4 separate regions of the Homo sapiens genome follow, and regions 1, 2 and 3 are each linked to region 4. The links are chromatin loops, found by intact Hi-C in ENCODE. Cell type or tissue: heart right ventricle. All regions are shown on one strand.

Region 1 (5,000 bases), 110 kb before region 4:
GGCTGATGTGGGAGAATAGGTTGAGCCCAGGAGGTCAAGGCTGCAGCGAGCTGTGATTGTGCCACTGCATCCAGCCTGGGTGACAGAGCGAATCCTTGTCTCAAAAAAAATAAAAAAAATAAAAAAAGGAAAAAAATTAGAATCTTCAATTTTACCTTCAAATTAACCCTTCAAGTGGCCACACTGAATATTTTTCATTAATTTTAAATACATTTTCAACAAAGGCAGCTGAATTGGGGGAAATATGGGGAAGTTTGAGGGGGCAGAATAAAACTTAAAAATTGAATCTTGGCTGGATGCAATGACTCATGCTTATAATCTTGGCACTTTGGGAGGTGAGGTGGAGGTGGGAGAATTGCTCAAGGCCAATTTGAGACCAGCCTGGGCAAACAGCAAAATCCTGGCTCTCAAAAAAAAAAAAAAAAAAAAAAATTAGCTGGGCATGATGGCACACACACTGTAGTCCTACTCAGGAGGCTGAGGTGGAGGGTTGCTTGAGCCCAGTTCAAGGTTACAGTGAGCCATGATCACACCACTGCACTTCAGCCTAAATGAGACCCTGTCTGAAAAACAAAACAAAACCAAGCAAAATTGAATCTCATCATTACAATAAAATTGAGAATCCAAAAGTCTATCCAAGTAAGCATGTGAACTTATAATATGAATTTAATATCAGTGAGGAAAATGATGTATTATTTAATAAATAGTGCAGAAAACTCATTAACTATTTGGAAAAAACTATACTGTGACCTTACTTCTTAAATCAAAATAAATTTGGGTGGGGCAATGATTTAAATATGAAAAATGCAACCATAAAATATATGCTAGAAAAAATATGGGTAAATATTTTCAAAAACTTGGAATGAGAAAGACCTTTCTAAACACCTCACAGAACCTAAAGTCCATGAGAAAAAAATCCCTAAGAAAATTTTAATGTAAAACTAAATGAAAATAGGCTTAAAAGCAAACAAAAAACAACTGGGGAAAAAAAAAACATATGCAACAGATGTGATATATAAAGGGGTTTCTCAAATGTATGAAGAATTGTTTCTTATGTATTAATTAAAAATCTCTAGAGCTCAGCTGGGCATGGTGGCTCATGCCTGTAATCCCAGCACTTTGGGAGGCCAAGGTGGGCGGATCACTTGAGGCCTGGAGTTTGAGAACAGCCTGGCCAACGTGGCGAAACCCCATCTCTATTAAAAATACGGAAATTAGTTGGGCGTGGTCGTGCGTGCCTGTAATCTCAGATACTCGGGAGGCTGAGGCACAAGAGTCGCTTGAACCTGGGAGGTGGAGGTTGCAGTGAGCCGAGATTGCGCCACTGCACTCCAGCCTGGGCAACAGAGTGAAACCCTGTCTCAAAAAAAACAAAAAACAAACAAAGAAACAAACAAAAACAACTCTAGAGCTCAATAGCAAAAAGTGAGCTGATGCCATGAAAATAGGCAATTCATAAAAGGAAGTGCAATGTCCAAAAATCATATGCGAACATGAATGTAGCTAGTCATCAGGGTAAAAACAAAGATGATTCTTCGCGTACTGGATTGGCGGTGATTAAAAGAGTCACAGAAGGCAGACTGATGAAGAAGTAGAGAGTAAGTTGCTCTCCCTGCACTGTGGGTAGGAGTGCAAATCAGTGGAGCATTTCTGGAGAGGAGTTTGGCAATATGTAGGAATTTTTACAAGTTATATACCCTTTGGCCCAGTAATCCCCCTTTATGAATCTACCTGAGGGAGATAATTATCCAAAAGTGAAAATATGTGTGCCCGAGGATGCTTATTGCTGATTTGCTGTTAAAAATCCAGAACACTAAAAACAACCCTAAAATCATCACTAGGAGATGCTATTGCTCCCAATAATCAATACAATTTATTATAATGCTCTGTACTTTATTAGATGTCTGTAACATAATGCTGAGGGAAGTATGCAGTATACTTGCTGCTTCCAGGACCCCATGTGTAACATACGCCAGTTATAGAAAATTCAGAGAAGTCTAGAAGGATGTTTATCAAAATTTTGAGAGTGGTTTCCACTCAATAGAGGGTTTTAAGGAAATTAAAAAAGAAACTTTTCGATTTGTATTTTTCATTAACATTGGAATTTAAACAAATAAGTATGCATCATGTTTACAAAGACATTAAAGCTATTTCTAAAGAGAGAAAACATTAAAAATTATCTTCAAATTAATCCTTTATAATTTTATTTTTTAACCAAGTAAAGAGTATGATCTGGTACTCCTTTCGGAGGCTAATCTCTAGATTACCTCCAAGGGAAGTGTTTTTCACATGTGGTCTTGGGTTATCTCTATCAGAATCACCTATGATAATCACCTTTTTTAAATGTAGAGTTCCAGGCTCCCTTCCCTGCCACTACCCTACCCCAACCAAACCCAGTAAGTCAACATATCTGAGGGTGAAGCCCCAACATAGTTCCCAAGCACACCTGGTGACATGTATGCATATTTAAGCCTGTGAATCATTACTCAGGAGAAGAAAAAAGGAAGAGTTAGCAAGTTTACCAATGTCATTCATATTTACTTTTTTAGTCACGCTCCCTTGCTTTCTCTCTTTTTGGCTTTCCACCTGTTTTCCCACAATCTGCAGAAACTGAAATCAAAATGAACTAAGAGCTTTAACTATCAGGTGTTTTCAGGATTAAAACATTTAGGAAAACCCACAGAATGGCTGGTATTCATAGCAACCACCAATCCTTTTGTCTCAATTTCTCAACTTACCTTGTACTTGGATTTTTGATGAAGCCAGTGTTTACGAAATTAGGACACAGACATGTTGTTTTGACTCCAGTTATTTGTAAGGCAGCCAGTTCATCTGTCAAAGTTTTATGAAATCCAACAGCAGCAAACTTGCTTGAACTGAAAATAGAGAGTTTACAAAATAATTCAAGAATTCTGAAATGTCTGCCTGTTTTCCTCAGTTCAGCATGGTCCTCTGCAGAGCAATGTGGGCATTCCCTGAGTCTCAGGCCCCAGCCCAGAGCTACTGCATCAGAGCCCACATCTTACAAGATTCTCAGGTAAATCTGTAGGCACATTAAGGTCCAAGAAGCCCTGACATAGAAGATTTACTGCATCTTAGCATCACTTACGGAATAAGAACATTTCCTTAAAAAGCCTTTTAAAGAAAATTAGTAGAGTATTTGTTTTTGTTGTTGTTCCACAAAATTCAGTGTCACTATAAGCTGTTCCTTATTTACTTTAAGATGTCCATAGAATTTGCTGAAAACTTTTCCTGGATAAATCCTATTCTTCCTTTAAGTCACAGCTTCACTTCCTCAAAGAGGCCTTTCCTAACCCCCAGTCTAAATTATTTTCTCATTATATAGTAATTTTCAGTTTTCTATGATAGTATCTATCTCAGATTTGTAACTGAACATTCATTAGAGAAATTTTTTTTTTTTTTTTTTTTTTTTTTTTTTGAGACAGAGTCTTGCTCTGTCACCCAGGCTGGAGTGCGGTGGTGCGATCTCGGCTCACTGCAAGCTCCGCCTCCCGGGTTCCCGCCATTCTCCTGCCTCAGCCTCCGCAGTAGCTGGGACTACAGGCGCCCGCCACCATGCTCGGCTAATTTTTTGTATTTTTAGTAGAGACGGGTTTTCACCATGTTAGCCAGGATGGTCTCGATTTCCTGACCTCGTGATCTGCCCACCTCGGCCTCCCAAAGTGCTGGCATTACAGGCGTGAGCCACCACGCCCAGCTGAGATTAAATTTTTTAAAACATCTGTTTCCCACACCTTTCCTATAAGCTCCATGACTGTTTTGGTCACCAGTGAATCTCCAGGGCCCAGCACAGTGCTTGGCTCTTAGGTGCTCAATGAATATTTGTCAAATGAATGAATCACAATGCAAAGCGTTTATTTTAACAGCTCTTTCATTTGGAAGTAGTAGTGAAATTACTTATTCTAAATGGACATTACTTTCTCAGGTTTTTTTAATTTAAAAAGGGCTTTATTGAGATATAAATTCATATGTCACACAAAGCATTCACTTAATGTACACAATTAAATGGTTTTTGATATATAATTAACTTAAAAGTTGTGGTATAATATATATCATGTAAAACATGTCATTTTAACCATTTTTAAGTGTGCAATTCAGTGGCAATAATTATCAGATAATCTTTTATTCTGTTAAATCTGTATGAATTAGCAATTACACAAAGTAGCTATACATTCTGGCCAGTTAATCTATGCTTTGGAAGACAGAAAGCTGTGGAAATTTTTTAAAAAATTTTAAAAAAAATTTCTTACCTTTTTAAAAAAAGTTTAGGCACTTATTGAAGCTGATATGGTTTGGCTGTGTCCCCACCCAAATCTCATCAACAATTGTAATCCGAATTGTAATCCCCACATGTTGAGGGAGGGCACTGGTGGGAGGTGACTGGATCGTGGGGGCAGTTTTCCCCATGCTGTTCTCGTGATAGTGGGGGAGTTCTCACAAGATCTGATGGTTTTTTAGGTGTTTGGCAGTTCGTCTCTTGCTCTTACTCTCTCTCGCTGTCTCTCTCCTGCTGCCATTTAAGACATGCCTGCTTCCCCTTCCTCTGTAATTGTAAGTTTCCTGAGGCCTCCCCAGCCACGCAGAACTGTGAGTCAATTGAACCTCTTTCCTTTATAAATTGGCCAGTCTTGGGCAGTTATTTATAGCAGGGTGAGAGGGGACTAATACAGAAGGCTTAAAAGAAAGATTGTTAGATTAAATTATATGAGATTAAAAGCTTCTGTATACTGAAAAACAACATAAATAAAAATCAGATCTAAAATAGATTACTAAGTGCTAGACATTGCCCTCAGTTATTCTGATGCATTTTGGAGTTTTTTGGGGAGTCTTTATCTGTCACTTAGGCTGGAGTGCAGTGATGCAATCATAGCTCACTTCAACCTAGGAACTTCTGTGCTCAAGCAATCCTATCACCTCAGCCTCCCAAGTAGCTGGGACTACAGGCATGTGCCACAACACTTGAATAATTATTTTACTTT
Region 2 (5,000 bases), 190 kb before region 4:
TACTGCCACAGGACTCAAGAGTTGCCTTCCAAACATGACTTTCAAAAAAGTGAGAAATGGTGAACAGGGGGCAGATCAGAACTTTCGGCCTATTTAATGATTGACTGTAGACTCACCGCCTAAATCGCTTTAGACCCTTCCTGATTTCTTTTTGTTCCAGGGTCATGGACTAGTACTTATTTTCATGGGTGACTTATTTCTTTCTTCCTCCTTCAGATTCAGATTGAGAAGGGTGCCCGCACTAACGAGAACAGTCCCCTTCTCCCCCCCCTCCTGCCCCTCCTCTTCCTTTGTCTTTGTTGAATAAAACAGATGTGGTGAGCAATTCTTTTTATACCTTTATATTTTATATTTGACAAGTGCACTAAGTAGTATCAATTTCTAAGCATCTATCTTTTTATAGTTTAAACTTTTATCAGAGAAATACATAAACTCAGATGAAAAAATCATAAATGTTTAACAAGGCTTTTTAATGAAAACCAGTATCCCCTGCCACATTCATCCCCACCATCATTCTTCTCAGAATAAACATTTACTTGCTTCAACTGGGTCTTCAGGTATTTATTTCCGAATGTCTAATAACATGTTCATACTATTTCTTATTTTTTTGAATTTTATGTATTCCACATTGCTTCCTGTAACTTAACCATCTTGCACTTCCAAAGGCTCCACTCCAAACTTGCCATCTTCTACCCTCTATCCTCCCAATATAGCTACAGGATTTTTTTACTTAATAAACACTCACAGTTTACATTTTATGACTATATAAGCATTATTTACAAGTGAGACATATATCATCCTATATTTTCTTTTCTGTACATTTTTTTCCCGAGTTAATGGTCTTTTTAAAAGCTTATTCTTTTTGATCTGCTGATTCTTTATTCATTCATAACTCTTTTTTTCTTTTCTTTCTCTCTCTGTTGCCAAGGCTGGAGTGCAGTGGTATGATCATAGCTCACTGCAGCCTTTAACTCCTGGGTTCAAGCAATCCTCCTGCCTCACCATCCCACGTAGCTGGGACTACAGGTACATTCTATCACACCTGGCTAATATTTTTAAATTATTTTTAATTTTTGTAGAGATGAGGTCTCTTTATGTTGCCCAGGCTGATCTCAAACTCCTGGCCTTGATCCTCCCACCTTGGCCTCCCAAAGTGCTGGGATTACAGGCATGAGCCATGGCACCCAGCCCATTCATAAGTCTTGATAGCAGGGTAAACCTCTCCTTAAGTTATACCTATGTATCAAGTAAGCTATCAGCTTCTCTCTCTCTCTCTCTTTCTCTCTGGCTCTTCTGCAATCACTCTGCTATAGCCTTTTTTTCAATCCTATGACTTTATACCTTTTAAAGTTTGCTTCATTAATATTTTAGAGGAGTTATGAGAGGAATGGTGGTAAGTTTATGTTTTAATATATCAATTTACAAGAATTGCCCACTACATTTTAAATGAAAAATTCAAAGGATTTAGGATTAGGTTGCTTTTTCATAAAGATATGAGCATAGCATAGAAAATACTCTTCAACTATCATGAACTAGGTGATTAGTATTATTTTCATTTTAAGATATTAAAATGTAATGTCTCAGTAAGCTGTCCTAGCATATAAGACATTTGTTATAAGTATGAAAAGGTACCCTCCTAGATTTTGTTTGAAAGTTCTTGTGAAATTTTTGAGAATTTAAACCACTTGTGATGGCAGCATTTGCAAAAATCTCCCAAGACAAAGTAATACTAGGGGCTTGTCTATCTGAAGTGAAAACAAGAGGAGGGAAAAAACAGCATCTCTAAAAATTTTTCTTCTATGTATATTAAACATAGAAACAACAACTCAAAGGCATTGTCAGTAATGCTTTCATCTGAGTGGGTGCTTAGATGGCAGATCATTTTGCTCCCTCTGGGAGGAGCTGTCTGCAAGGAGTTTAATGAATCAGGCTGTTGCCACTGATCCTCAAAAAGAAAAAGAAAGGAGTCATTGTGTAGACCGATTGTCTGCTAGAATACAGATGATAAAGTTTAGATAAAACTTGATTTCCCTCGATAAACCAAAGCGGCCAATGTCTAAGGCAGTGGTCTTTCACTTTTTAAACAATTTATTTAAAAATAATTAATATGTGCATATATATTAAAAAGTCAAGTAGTGCTAAAGACTTTAAAATATATGTGCCCTCCACCATTTCACCTCTCTTAGCCATGTCTTTGGATATTTACATGCATATTTCAAGGAAAAAAGCACATATACAGCCATCTTTTGATTCATCAATTTTAGATATTATCAGTTGACTTCTGTGTTAGTCCAGATTCTCCAAAAGGCAGACACAAAGGTGGAAAATGTATCAGGAGAAACGCCTGTAGAGATCATGGAGAGGAAACTGGGAGAAGACTGTGAGAGTTCCCAGACTGCCATGTGGGTCTTACCCAGTGCAGGAGAGAGGGGACAGGAGAAAAGGTATGGGGAATCACCTTAGACTACAGTACCATCTAAGGAAAGGACAGCAAGGCCATTAGAAAGTCCTCGAACCACAGTCACCCATAGGAGGGATCCCCAACCCCCGGGAATGGGCCTTACTTAGCATCTGTTTCACTGTCAGTAATTGGCTGAAAGCAGCCCACGGGCAGCATGAATGCACTGAATTTCAGAGTGCAGCAACTGGGCTCGCTGGTCTATTTTGCTCCCTGCAGTTGGAGGTCTGAGAGGGGGCGTTCGCTTGCCTGCTACCACGTCCAGTATGACAGGTAAGGATTTTAGCTTCCTTCCACAGCCTCTGCCTGTTTTTCTCCCCTCCAGTATAATTCTATTTCAATTTGGGTTAAATCCATATTCACTGTTTTCATTGTCATGATTATGTAAGTTTTGCTTATAACTGAGGCAGATAATGCATCATAATTCTAGTTTATTGTACAGTTTCTGTTTCTCTTAAAGGTAATAATTGCCTCATTTTTCCCCGTTTGCTTATTTTTCTTTGAACTGATGGACAAAATTTCCCACAATTCTTAATAGCTCTGTAAAATACCTCTTGATATAAATTTTCATATCATCAAACTTATAGCAAATCTGCTAAATTCAGGAGTAAGCTGGTAAGTGTTCTATAGAATGTAATTTCCTACAAGGTAGTTAGTTTTTTAGTTTGTTTTGGTTTTGGTATTCCTCTGTATTATGGTAGTGGAAGGCTGGGATGCTATAGAACTCAATTTAATATTGTAGAATTGAATTAAAGCAAGGAGACCTTTACTAATTTGCAAACATATTGTTAATCTTGCCACATTTCTATGAGGTCAAAAAATGCATCATCAAATACTTATTGCACTTTCTGTGTGGCAACTAGCTAGTTGATCACTAATTTCTTTCCTCCTTGTGGAAGATTGTATTTTCCAGAGAAGACCAGAACATTACCCATCCTGCATATTCTTCTTATAATATAGCTTTAGCTTCCATCTATCAAGAGATGGAGGCTCTATCTCCTTCCCTTGAAAGTGAGCAGGCTTTGGGGACAGTTTCAGCCAGTAGAATACAGCAGAAATGATGCTACATGACTTCCCAGGGTAGGTAAAAAAAGGTGACACAACTTTTATCTTTGATGAAACATTTGTGGGACTCCTAAGTCACTCCGTAAGCAGTGTGACTGCCCTGAGGTGCTATATTGTGAGGAAGGTCAAACTAGCCCCTGGGAGGGAAGCCCCTAAGTCTACGTGAGGAGAGCCATCCAGCAGCACTCAGATGCTCTAGTCCCCACAGGCTCCAGACCCATGCAGCTTCTGTCATTGTGCAAATCCATGAGAAACCATGAGCCAGAAAAGCTCAGTTGAGCCCTCTCCAAATTCCTGGCCCACAGAAACCGTGACAGACAAATTATGATTGTTTTAAGCCACTAAATTTTGGGGTGATTAGTTGGCACAATAGTGAATAGAACACTTGTCTTCCTAGGTACACAAAAATCAGAAGTGCCCGAGTTCCCAAGAGTGCAAGAGGAAGTTATATACTTCTAAGCTTAGCACAAAAGCCTCCATGTGTGATCCTCCATTCCTTTTTCCCTTCTGCTACCTGAATCCAGAGGACATAGGGAAGTAGCATAATTCCCTGAATGGCCATGTTGAAGGTTTCAGACTTCATGTGAATGATAAAATGTTATTCTGTAACCACCAGGATCTAGGGAGTTACCTGTTGCAGTGATTAGTGCTATTTAAGTTATTAGTGTTACTAATAGAATAGCATTTTATCATTCACGTTATAGTGGCTTACACCACACAACTATCTTGCTGCATTTACTCAAGAAATATGTGTCAAATGGCAGTCAGGCACTGTATCAGGTGCTGTGGATACAGTGGTAAATAGGAGGGTGCTTGTTCTCTTGGAGCTTACATTCTCATGGAAAGGAGAGAACCACAAAATAAGTAAACAGGCTGGGCGCGGTGGCTCATGCCTGTAATCCCAGCACTTTAGGAGGCCGAGGTGGGTGGAACACTTGAGGTCAGGAGTTCGAGACCAGCCTGGCCAACATGGTGAAACCCCGTCTCTACTAAAAATACAAAAATTAGCTGGGCGTGGTGGCGCACCTGTAATCCCAGCTACTCCCTATACACCTTTATGTCCTTTCAAAAGAATCCTTTCGGACACTGAAATGCTTCAGACTTCTTTTTCCTTCTTTTCCTGCTGTGGATTCGGTCTCACTTGGCTAGAGAATTATAATGATACATGCATCCCAGCCTTATTTCACAGCTGCTTCTCTAAAACCTGTGATCTCTAGGCTCTGCTGGAATTGAACAAATGTGAGACTAATAAGAGATGAGGTCAGAGAGTTAACAACGGATCAGATTGTGAAGGGCTTTACTCTAAGGGAGACAAAAGAGAAGGGCCCTAAGCATTATAAGTCTTTTCATTTGTTTGTTTTTTTGAGACAGGATCTTGCTCTGTCACCTAGGCTTAACTTCGGTGGTACAATCTCGGCTCACTGCAGCCTCTACCTCCCAGGCTCAAGCGATCCTCCCACCTCAGCCTCCAGAGTAG
Region 3 (5,000 bases), 310 kb before region 4:
AACTGCCTTCAGGGCCCAGCATAGTGGCTCACGCCTGTAATCCCAGCACTTCGGGAGGCCGAGGTGGGCGGATCACGAGGTCAGAGGTTTGAGACCAGCCTGGCCAACATGGTGAGACCCTGTCTCTACTAAAAATACAAAAATTAGCCAGATGTGGTGGCACACACCTGTAGTCCCAGCTACTCAGGAGGCTGAGGCAAGAGAATCGCTTGAACCCGGGAAGCGAAGGTTGCAGTGAGCCTAGACTGCGCCACTGTACTCCAGCCTGGGCGACAGAGCAAGGCTCTGTCTCAAAAACAACAATAACAACAACAAAAAAAACTGTCTTCAGAACTATGTGCAAGCATAGGTACATCCTATTTATTTTATGGTTGCTTTTCTACAAAGAGTTAAACAATACTATCCACATAAATAACTCATCAGACTTGGCTCCAAAACACAATTGCAAAAGACAGAGGATAAAAATGTGTCCCTATTAGATAATTTCAGTATCTACCTAAGTTGTTTTCTTTGGGCAATGATGGCAGCACCATTGGAGTAAGTTTAAAACCTCCATGTTAATTCTTTAAAAACCAGTATTCAGCCAGGCGCGGTGGCTCACACCTATAATCCCAGCACTTTGGGAGGCCGAGGCTGGAAGATCACCTGAGGTCAGGAGTTTGAGACCAGCCTGACCAACATGAAGAAACCCCCGTCTCTACTAAAAATACAAAATTAGCCAGGTGTGGTGGCGCATGCCTGTAGTCCCAGCTACTCGGGAGGCTAAGGCAGGAGAATTGCTTGAACCCAGGAGGCAGAGATTGCAGTGAGCCAAGATCGTGCCATTGCACTCCAGCCTGGGCAACAAGAGCAAAACTCCGTCTCAAACAAACAAAAAAACCCAGTATTCATAGTGTCAACATTTTATAGGTTCTGATACATGTTTAAAAATTATCTTAATCTCCTTCCTCATATCCAAAGCTTACCCCCTAGACTTGGCTAAATGTTCTCTTATCCTAATCTTTATACTCCCTTATCCACCTCTAACTGATAAGTGGAGTGGACCATACTTACTAAGGAGTGGAATCACTGTGTACCCAATGTCACATACAAAAATGCCCCCTCCTTCCCCTTACCTCAAATTGAGTAAAGCAGTAGGTCAACCATAGGCAGTCCCATCCATCAGGCTCTGCTATTCTGTGTTCAGGCGTAAAATACACACATGTATACATGTGATTTCATAGACATGTCAGGACAATAAAATGCATTGTTGGGTAATTTGGAAATCTAAAGCCTAAGAGCTCAGGGAAATTTCACATATATACATTCTCTCCACTTTCTAAAAAATAAATGACATCACCTGTGTGAGTGATAGCTTTAAAGCAAAAACTTCTTATGTTAAATCATTAAATGTTTGCTTCTACTACCCTAATTTCCTGAAGCCACATCTTTTTTTACTTACCAAATACACATGCCTTAAATAAGTAAATCCCTGGCCAGGTTCCTTACTTAGCTCAAAGTTTTAACTTTTTTTTTTTTTTTTTAAACATGCATAGTGTTCTGTCCTTTCAGCAGAGCCCTAGGAGCAGCCGAGACCTAGTCTCCTAAATTTTTACAACTCTCCATAGGCATATTTACAAGGTGTTACCTGAAAATACCAACAAGCCACCAGACACATTTGTGTCCAATTCATTAAAAAGAATTTATATTCATTCCACTAGTAAAAATGATTTATTCCTCTGGCTCTGATTTGAAAGGATGTAATAGGTTTGAGTAAACAATAACCATCTCTGGCCTTTTTTCCCCTTCTTTGTAGGCGTTAGCCACTCTACAGGTCTAAACCCTTGTTATAGCAAAAGATCTTAGTGCATAAAGTGGATAAGATCTAAAGCACACAAATTTAGTTTTGACTATAATGTACCTCTTGGGATTATGTAAAAGCCACAGCCAACCAGCTCAGCTCCTGGGTATTATTAATAGTAGTAATGAAGTAAAACATTTTGAAACTGGACTCAAATTGTGTTCAGTGTGCTAAACCAGGGATGCTGTGAAATGAATGTAAATTTTAACAAGCCTGTTCTGAGCTTTAGACTTCTCATTAGTGCCCCTTTCCCAAGTGTAATGTGCAGAATGAGCCACTAGAGGGCAATCATTTTCTTTAGGAAAAAGATGCTGTTTGAAAGCACTGTACATTCATTTAACCACAATGACACCATGTCTCACACCCAGGAGAATGGATATAATCAAAGGAAAAGGCAATATCAAGTGTTGGAGGGGACAAGGAGCAACTGGAAATCTCATATGTTGCTGATGGAAACATATGGTACTGCCACTTGGATAACAGTTTGCAGTTTCTTAAAAAGTTAAAATCATGTTACAATAAAACCCAGCAATTCCACGTATATGAAACTACCCAAGATAAATGAAAGCATATGGTCAATTAAGATATGTTCATGAACATTCATGGCATCACACATAATAGACAAAAATTGGAAACAATCCAAACAACCATTATTGGTGAATGAATAAACAAAATGTGATATATGCATATGAGGGAATACTATTCAGCTATAAAAAATTCTACACTATGGATGAAGTGAACCTCAAAAATATTATGCTAAGTGAGAGAAGCCAGATGCAAAAGATTAAATATAGTGTGTGATTCAATTTATATGAAATACCCAGAAAAGACAAATTTATAGACAGAAAGCAGATCAGTGGCTACCTAGGGTGAAGAGAAAGGAGGGGAGGAGTGGGGACTGACTGCAGACAGGCTCATGAGAATTTCAGGGGGATGATGAAAGTGTTCCAAATCTGGATTATGATGAGGCTGGCACAATGCTACAGGTTTACTGAATCACCATGTACACTTACAGTGGGTGAATTTAATATAAATCATACTTCAATAAAGCTAACAAAAAACACACTGATTTAGCACTGCATTAGAATAGGTACTGGGAAATGAAACAAGTGAAAGAAAGAAAACTAGAGCACTGTGTATTAGAATGTAATACAAATAGCCACTATGTCATTCGGTCCTGAGCTCTGGCTTTTCAGACAGGAAAAAAGCTCACTGTTTGCAAACAGACTAGGGAAATTTAGGAATTTATGATCAAGTAAGAATTTTATTACTTTTGGCCAAAGGCCATTACATTTGTTACATTAAACAGAAACATTTGTTTAAAAAGGAAGGTTGTAAAGTTTCAAGCAGAATGCAATTATTTTCTGACTCTCCATCAGTACTTTGGAGTCATATTTATGAAGGGATTTAAAACACATCAATGTGCTAAGGGTCTGATGTTATATAAAATAACTAATAACTTGAGATATTCAGGGCAAAGAGAGACACTTGAAGTGACAGGCATATCCATACCAAGTAATTTTACATTTCCTGAATTATCCTTTTATAAACTAGTTTAAATTTACTTAAGAAACTTCAGGTATAATAATATATGAGATCAAAAGGCTCGTTCTGGCCTGTAATCCCAGCACTTTGGAAGGCTGAGGCAGGAGGATTGCTTGAGCCCAGCAGTTCATACCAGCCTGGGCAACTTAGCAAGACCTGTCTCTACAAAAATATCAAAATTAGCCGGGCATAGTGGTGCGGGCCTGTAGTGCCTACTACTCAGTAGACAGAGGTGGGAGAACCACTTGAGCCCGGGAGGTCAAGGCTGCAGTGAGTCATGTTCACGTCATTGCACTCCAACCTGGGCAGCAAAGCAAGACCCTGTCTCAAAAAAAAGAAAGCTCTGTTAAGGTCTATAAGCAGCAGTCTCCAACTTTTTTGGCACCAGGGACCAGTTTTGCAGAAGACAATTTTGCCACGGACAGGGCAGGGGTGGGGACAGGTGGTTTGGAGATGAAACTATTCCACCTCAGCTCATCAGGCATTAGATTCTCATAAGGAGATTGCAACCTAGATCCCTCACATGCGCAGTTCACAATAAAGTTTGCTCCCCTATGAGAATCCAATGCTGTCATTGGTCTGACAGGAGGCGGAGCTCAGGCAGTAATGCTCACTGGCCTGCCGCTCACCTCCTGCTGTGCAGCTCCGTTCCCAACAGCCCACGGACCAGTATTGATTTGAGGCCCGCGGACGGGGGCCCCCTGGTCTATGGAACGTCTTCAACACATAAATTTCAGAGGAGGCTAGTGGTACACAAGAGAAAAATTAGTGAATATTAAGACAAAACTATGTCTTTTCTTTGGCTTCTAGAATGGTAGTGGTTTATGGGGTTATAAAAGACAAGATCATCCAAAGGGCTCTCCCATTACTATTAGTTCCTAGTTCAATTATAAACAATATACTTTTAAAAATGCTTTACTGGGCTCTCAAGAAAGCAGGGACACTGAAAGGCCAATATAAGAGATGGAACCTGAGCAGGAGTGGTAACTAAACAGGAAAACCAAAGTTGCCCTGAGGACAAATGCCATTATCAGCGCTGGGACTGAGAGACCAAGTTCTGGACCCATAGCAAAAGGAGGAGCCAAGAAGAAAGCTAAAATGCCCCAGGTCAGTTTTGTTCCCTAGCCTAGAGACACAAATGTGAAACCTCTCTGAAGGAGCACATTCCCAATTAAAGAACCTCTGGATTCTCAACAGGTTCTACTAAATATATATTTACAAATAAAAATCACCAAACACAGGAAGAATGACATACCATAAGGAAAAGTTCAACAGAGACAATAAACAGATTTAGACCCTCAAGGGACTTCAGATATTGGAATTACTGGCTACAGGATATAAAGATAACTATGTATGAAATGCCCAGAGAAATAAAAAAGATAGAAACCAAAGAAACAGAGGAAGTCTAGCCAGAGCAATTAGGCAAGAGAAATAAATAAAAGGCTTCCAAATTGTCGCTCCCCACTGAGAATATAATCTTACATCTAGAAAAGCCTCGACTCTGCCAAAAAAATTGTTAGATTTGGTAAATGAATTCAGTAAAGTTGCAGGACACAAAACTAATATACAAAAATCAGTAGTATTTCTATACGCCAACAATGAACTAGTGGAAAAA
Region 4 (5,000 bases):
TGGCATTGAATATAACTTACCTTTATCAATTTAGTCATGGAAATAAAATCTTACCCCAGAGAAGTTCCAAAAGTTAAAAAAAAAAACAACAAAAAAAAATTTAGTAAGATGTTATCTTTAGTCTATTAAGTAAATGTGTAGTTTATTATAGCATAAAAATAGAGCCTTACCCCTAGTTGGTTCAAAATAGCAATGAGTAACTGTGAAGGAAGAAAAATTGATGATCAGTGCTGTCAATAGGTTAATTTTTAAACCTACATTTAACTTATTACATATGCAAGTTAGTATACTTTGTATACAAAAATCTATTTTATTGAAAAATTCCATTTTATTGCTTAGTATATTATTTATATGATACAAGATTTTAAAATGACAATATCTGGATTTAAATACCTTTAATTCACAGAAATATTTTCTTTCTACAGCTTTGTAATGATATTTACCATATTTGAAAGTTAGAAAATTGATTTGAATGGTTAAGAAACCCTCTGTGTACACTTCCATACAAGTCCCATCTTTCATAAATGATTCAGATTCCCTGTGTGAATGATACTTGAACTAAAATTTTAGGACAACTATGAATACTTTGTTTTGAGAACTTGCTTATACAAGCAGTTTTACTGGAAAATTGTTTTGTAGCATCCACATGGTCCTGTTTTAAGATTCTGGCAGCTTGCTCAAGAAATTGACCAACTCCGTCTAAAAGGTGAATCTCTTTACTTGTTGAGCTGTCTGTCTTAGAGTGTATGCAGTAATATTTAAGCTAAACACTGTCCCAACTGTGACAGATCTTAGGCACGAACAATGCCCTCAGGTAGCGTTTGTTCTGTTAGGGTGCCTTTCTCTGCTCCCTACCTTAATTAGGACCATTGAGAGATGTTGAATGTAGTATTTATATGGACTTTATAGAATAACAGGGCAGAATATATTTACCGCGATAAGATCATTAGGTGTGAGGACCTAGAATAAAGGAAACAGTCAAAGTAAGGAGTTGTAATTCAGCATTTCATCTACTTTTGTATCTTATATATTTTATATTAGCTTGGTAAACGAGAGCATGCTTTTTAGAATTCTCATCATTTCTAAAGTTCAATTATTAAAATTCACTAATATTTTAAGTACCCCCCCCCAACCCCAAACCTATCTCTGGAAACATGTAGTCTGTATTTTCTGTTGTGGGCTCCAGACATAGCAGTGACTTCTTGGAAAGATTATTAAACCTATGATTATTGGGTTTGAAAAAGACTATTTTGGGATCACCTCTTTCTGAAAGAAAACTTTAATAATATTACTTCCTATAATCGTAATAGGAGTGCTGGGCATGGTGGCTCACGCCTGTAATACAGCACTTTTGGAGGCCAAGGGAGGAGGATCACTTGAGTCCAGGAGTTCGAGACCAGCCTGGGCAACATGGTGAAACCCCATCTCTACAGAAAATACAAAAATTAGCCCAGCGTGGTAGTGCGTCCCTGTAGTCCCAGCTACTCAGGAGGCTGAGGCTGGAGAATCACTTGTACCTGGGAGGTGGAGGTTGCAGTGAGCTGTGATTGCACCACTTCCAGCTTGGGTGACAGAGCGAGACTCAGTCTCAAAAAACAACAACAGAAAATCATAATAGGAATATTATTACTTGGAGTTAATATGCTGAAATATACATAACTTTTTTGTATGATACTGAATCCGCCTCATCTTATGTATTTATCACTAATTCAGTAAAATCTTTTCAAAAGTAAAATTTAAGCAATTCCTTTATACCATGACTGTAACCTTAAATCTATTTCAAATGCTTCTAGGATATATTACATTTCAATAAGAATGCATTTTACCCCCACTAATGACAAATGTAAGCATAAAATTTTAGAGGTGAAATGGACTTTGTAAATCATCTGTTGTCACTGTTTTATATTCTAGAAGAGGATAAGGGTCACAGGAGTTAAAGATAATTCCAAAGTATTAAAGGGCAGACATGGAGCTTACATCTCCAGATCATTTAACTTCAAATTAAGTGCTTTTTCTACTGGTTGGTCCCTGGGTTTATTCTACACAAATAAGGAAAGTTTCAGGTCTTAGGTAATTCAGTTTTCAAGGATATGTGAAATTTGAACATTCAATTACTCAAATCAAACAAAATATCAATAACTAGTGGTCCCCCAAAGAGAATGTTAGCCAGTAATTATTGGTATCAAATTCTCCCCAATTAAATCTAAAGAATTTTCAAGTTTTTGTTTTGTATTAGTTTAAGTATTTCCTAAGGAAGCTTTAAGTATAACCACCTGATTTGGATTGTAAGGAAAAGGAAAAGGAATAGAAATCTACAAAAAAAAAAAAAAAAAAAAAAAAAAAAAGTAAATTGTGAATGAAACTGTGAACACTCTCTCTTGCTTTTTCTCATTTATTCATACATTCACTCATCCTTCCACCCATCTATCCATCCATCCCTACAATATTTACTGAGCAATTATTCTATATCTAGGGTTTAGGGATAGCAGTAAATGACACTTAGAGAGCTCACCTTCTATTTGGTGGAGATTAGAATCTAGTGGGTTCAATATAATATTTTCTTTCAAGAGGTATGGTTGTTCTTCTTAATTTATCTAACTTAAAGCCCAGGAATCTGTCTTAATGTGTTGATAGTTTTTACAAATCTACCACTTTCCCTACAGTAAGTGTTACTTTCTTTGCTTGCTTTGAAGATACTAGTCTGCCATCTGGTGGTAGGAAGAGTTTCCATTTCACAGAAGAGTGATTCTTTTAATTGTCATATAGATTTAAATAAATTTAAATTTAAATGTTAACAGCGATTCCTAAGTTCTAATTATAAACCAAGACTCCAAGATTTTGCATCAGTTTAAAATAAATCTTGCCAGGGCACGGTCGCTCATGCCTGTAATCCTAGCACTTTGGGAGGCCGAGGCAGGCAGATCACTTGAGGTCAGGAGTGAGTTCGCCCAGCCCAACTAACATGGTGAAACCCATCTCTACTAAAAACACAAAAATTAGCCAGGCATGGTGGCTACACGGGAGGCTGAGGCAGGAGAATTGCTTGAACCTGGGAGGCGGAGGTTGCAGTGAGCTGAGATTGCACCACTGTACTCCAGCCTGGGCAACAGAGAGAGACTCTGTCTCAAAAAACAAAAACGAAAACAAAAAAAACAAATTTTAGCAAACAATAGGGAAACAATGCACCTAGTCCTGACTAGAACCAAAATAATTAGCAATTAATTATAAGTGCAAGAATAATATTTAGAATTTAACAGCTGGGATTCAATCAGAACAAGTAAAAACATTAAAGGAGAAGAAATGTTCTATTGAGGACTAAGTTTAGTGACAAATTTTTAAAAGTTGAGAGAAACACAGTTTGAAATTAAATGCAAGCAAAGGGAAGGTGTTTATTAAATTTAGATATAAAAACAGTTACACAAAATCATGTTTGTATATTTAAAAATATTTAGGAGATCAGACAATATTAAGCAAGATGTAGTTTTAAAATGTTTGTGAGCTGGGCATGGTGGTGTGCACCTATAATCCAGCTACTGGGGAGCCTGTGGGAGGTGGGAGGATCACTTGAGCCCAGGAGTTTGAGACTAGCCTGGGTGACATAGTGAGGTCCTTGTCTGTAAATAAGGGGTATGTGAAGTTTTAAAATGTATGTGATTTTTAAAGAAAAAAATCATTGCTTAAATACTTATCCAAATTTAACAAGGCCCCAATCTGTGTTGCAGCATCATTATTTTAGACTAAAATAATTTTCTACCCGCAAATTGCCTTGTGCTTTTCAAGTCTGCACCCATGCACTTGCTGTTCCTCTGCCTGAAATGTTTCATCCATTTGTCTTCCTTCAAGACCTGGTTCAGATACTGTCTTCTCTGAAGTCTTTGATCCATAGCTTTGTATTTGTGTCTCGAAATACTTATCAAATTACATTGTAGTTTCCCTTTATGAGTCTCTCTTCCTCATCAGATCTGAACTTATACTGTTTGTACCTCAAGCACTCACCGTTGACTCTATAATGTAGTCGACTTACAAAAGTGTTATATATAGAATAAAGGCAACTCTATTGTGTATTTAGCATTGTTCCAAACTTTATTGAAAAAATGTTTTAAGAATCCAGATATTAGGAGAGCCTGGAGAGAGTCCAAACAGAAAAGCAAAATAACTATTTTGCTTGAACTTGGGAAAAAGTTATAGAAAGCTGGGGAAAAAAAATCTTCTTAGAGAAAGAAAGCAACAAGGTGAATTTGAAAAAGCAAAAGAATGGATATTATAGAAAGAAGTATTCTCTTCATAAAGAGTAAGCTCGTAACGGTCAAAGTAATTCAGCACAAACACCTTTTTAATAGTAAGTGCAGAGAAACACTGCGAGAGGGCACTGAAGATTTGGAGGGAAATTTGCTAGCCCCTTGTCACGTTCCACTATAAGCTATATGGGAGAGAAGTTTGAATAGCTGATTCCTGGGGACTGCCTAAAGCCTCATATTTCAGTATCAAAATTTGGAAAGTTTCATAACCACCATCCAACAAATAAATCCTTTTAGCTATTTCAGATTCCCCAAACCCATGCTTACCAGGGGCGGTTGCGGAGGTAGGGGAAAGAGGACCTGAGGGAAAAATGGTGGTACTTGTGGTGGGTAAAAGATAAATCTCTGTAAAAAGAAACATGATGTCAGTCATTTCAGACAATGGCAGACTTTTAAAATGATGAATGCATTATTTAAAAATACAATTAGAAGTTCACCTGTTCACTGGAACTTTCAGCATATTGTTCGAGCTTGCAAAACAATAACAGCAACAAGGTAAAGCAGCATATGGAAATACATTATCCACTAAAGAGAGGTTTTGTTCTAAAGGAGAATAAGTAATAAGCCACTATGGAGCATTATACCCATCAGTAATGTAACTTCACTTCTGAAATAAAAAGCAGTTGGATATCTAATAGGGAAAAGTTTAATTAATTTTGTGCAATGATTTGGAAGACCAAGGCTTTTTGCTTTTAAATTTAT

Evidence for each region. A loop is a pair of places that touch in the nucleus more often than their neighbours do. Peaks named below come from ENCODE experiments on the same cell type or tissue, not always from the same donor. Only the 100,000 strongest peaks of a DNase experiment are listed, where the experiment ranks them.
Region 1: it touches region 4 in a loop (3-fold over the local background); 39 of 110 quality-filtered maps call a loop at or near these places.
Region 2: a loop joins it to region 4, with 4 times the contacts of the local background. A loop is called at or near these places in 55 of 110 quality-filtered maps.
Region 3: it touches region 4 in a loop (3-fold over the local background); 34 of 110 quality-filtered maps call a loop at or near these places.

Annotation. Positions count from the first base shown.
Region 1 is chr4:87,354,541-87,359,540 of GRCh38, forward strand. HSD17B11 (hydroxysteroid 17-beta dehydrogenase 11) reads right to left here. Exons shown (of 7, transcript NM_016245.5): 5 at 2,739-2,876. Among named protein-coding and RNA genes, the nearest start is that of HSD17B11, 34 kb to the right of the region's middle. In heart right ventricle, no CTCF peak of the experiment used is centred here; no DNase peak of the experiment used is centred here; H3K27ac peaks cover 543 bases.
Region 2 is chr4:87,268,448-87,273,447 of GRCh38, forward strand. No RefSeq gene overlaps it. Among named protein-coding and RNA genes, the nearest start is that of MIR5705, 30 kb to the right of the region's middle. In heart right ventricle, a CTCF peak has its summit at 1,900; no DNase peak of the experiment used is centred here.
Region 3 is chr4:87,148,858-87,153,857 of GRCh38, forward strand. No RefSeq gene overlaps it. Among named protein-coding and RNA genes, the nearest start is that of KLHL8, 69 kb to the right of the region's middle. RefSeq lists a silencer at 2,161-2,210 and enhancers at 3,567-4,067, 4,068-4,568. In heart right ventricle, CTCF peaks have their summits at 2,101 (motif pointing right) and 2,311; no DNase peak of the experiment used is centred here.
Region 4 is chr4:87,463,244-87,468,243 of GRCh38, forward strand. It overlaps SCPPPQ1 (secretory calcium-binding phosphoprotein proline-glutamine rich 1), which reads right to left. Exons shown (of 10, transcript NM_001405228.1): 4 at 4,736-4,768; 5 at 4,566-4,643; 6 at 934-960; 7 at 171-200; 8 at 21-49. The coding sequence ends at 35. Among named protein-coding and RNA genes, the nearest start is that of SCPPPQ1, 5.3 kb to the right of the region's middle. In heart right ventricle, CTCF peaks have their summits at 2,710 (motif pointing left) and 2,921; no DNase peak of the experiment used is centred here; H3K27ac peaks cover 2,109 bases.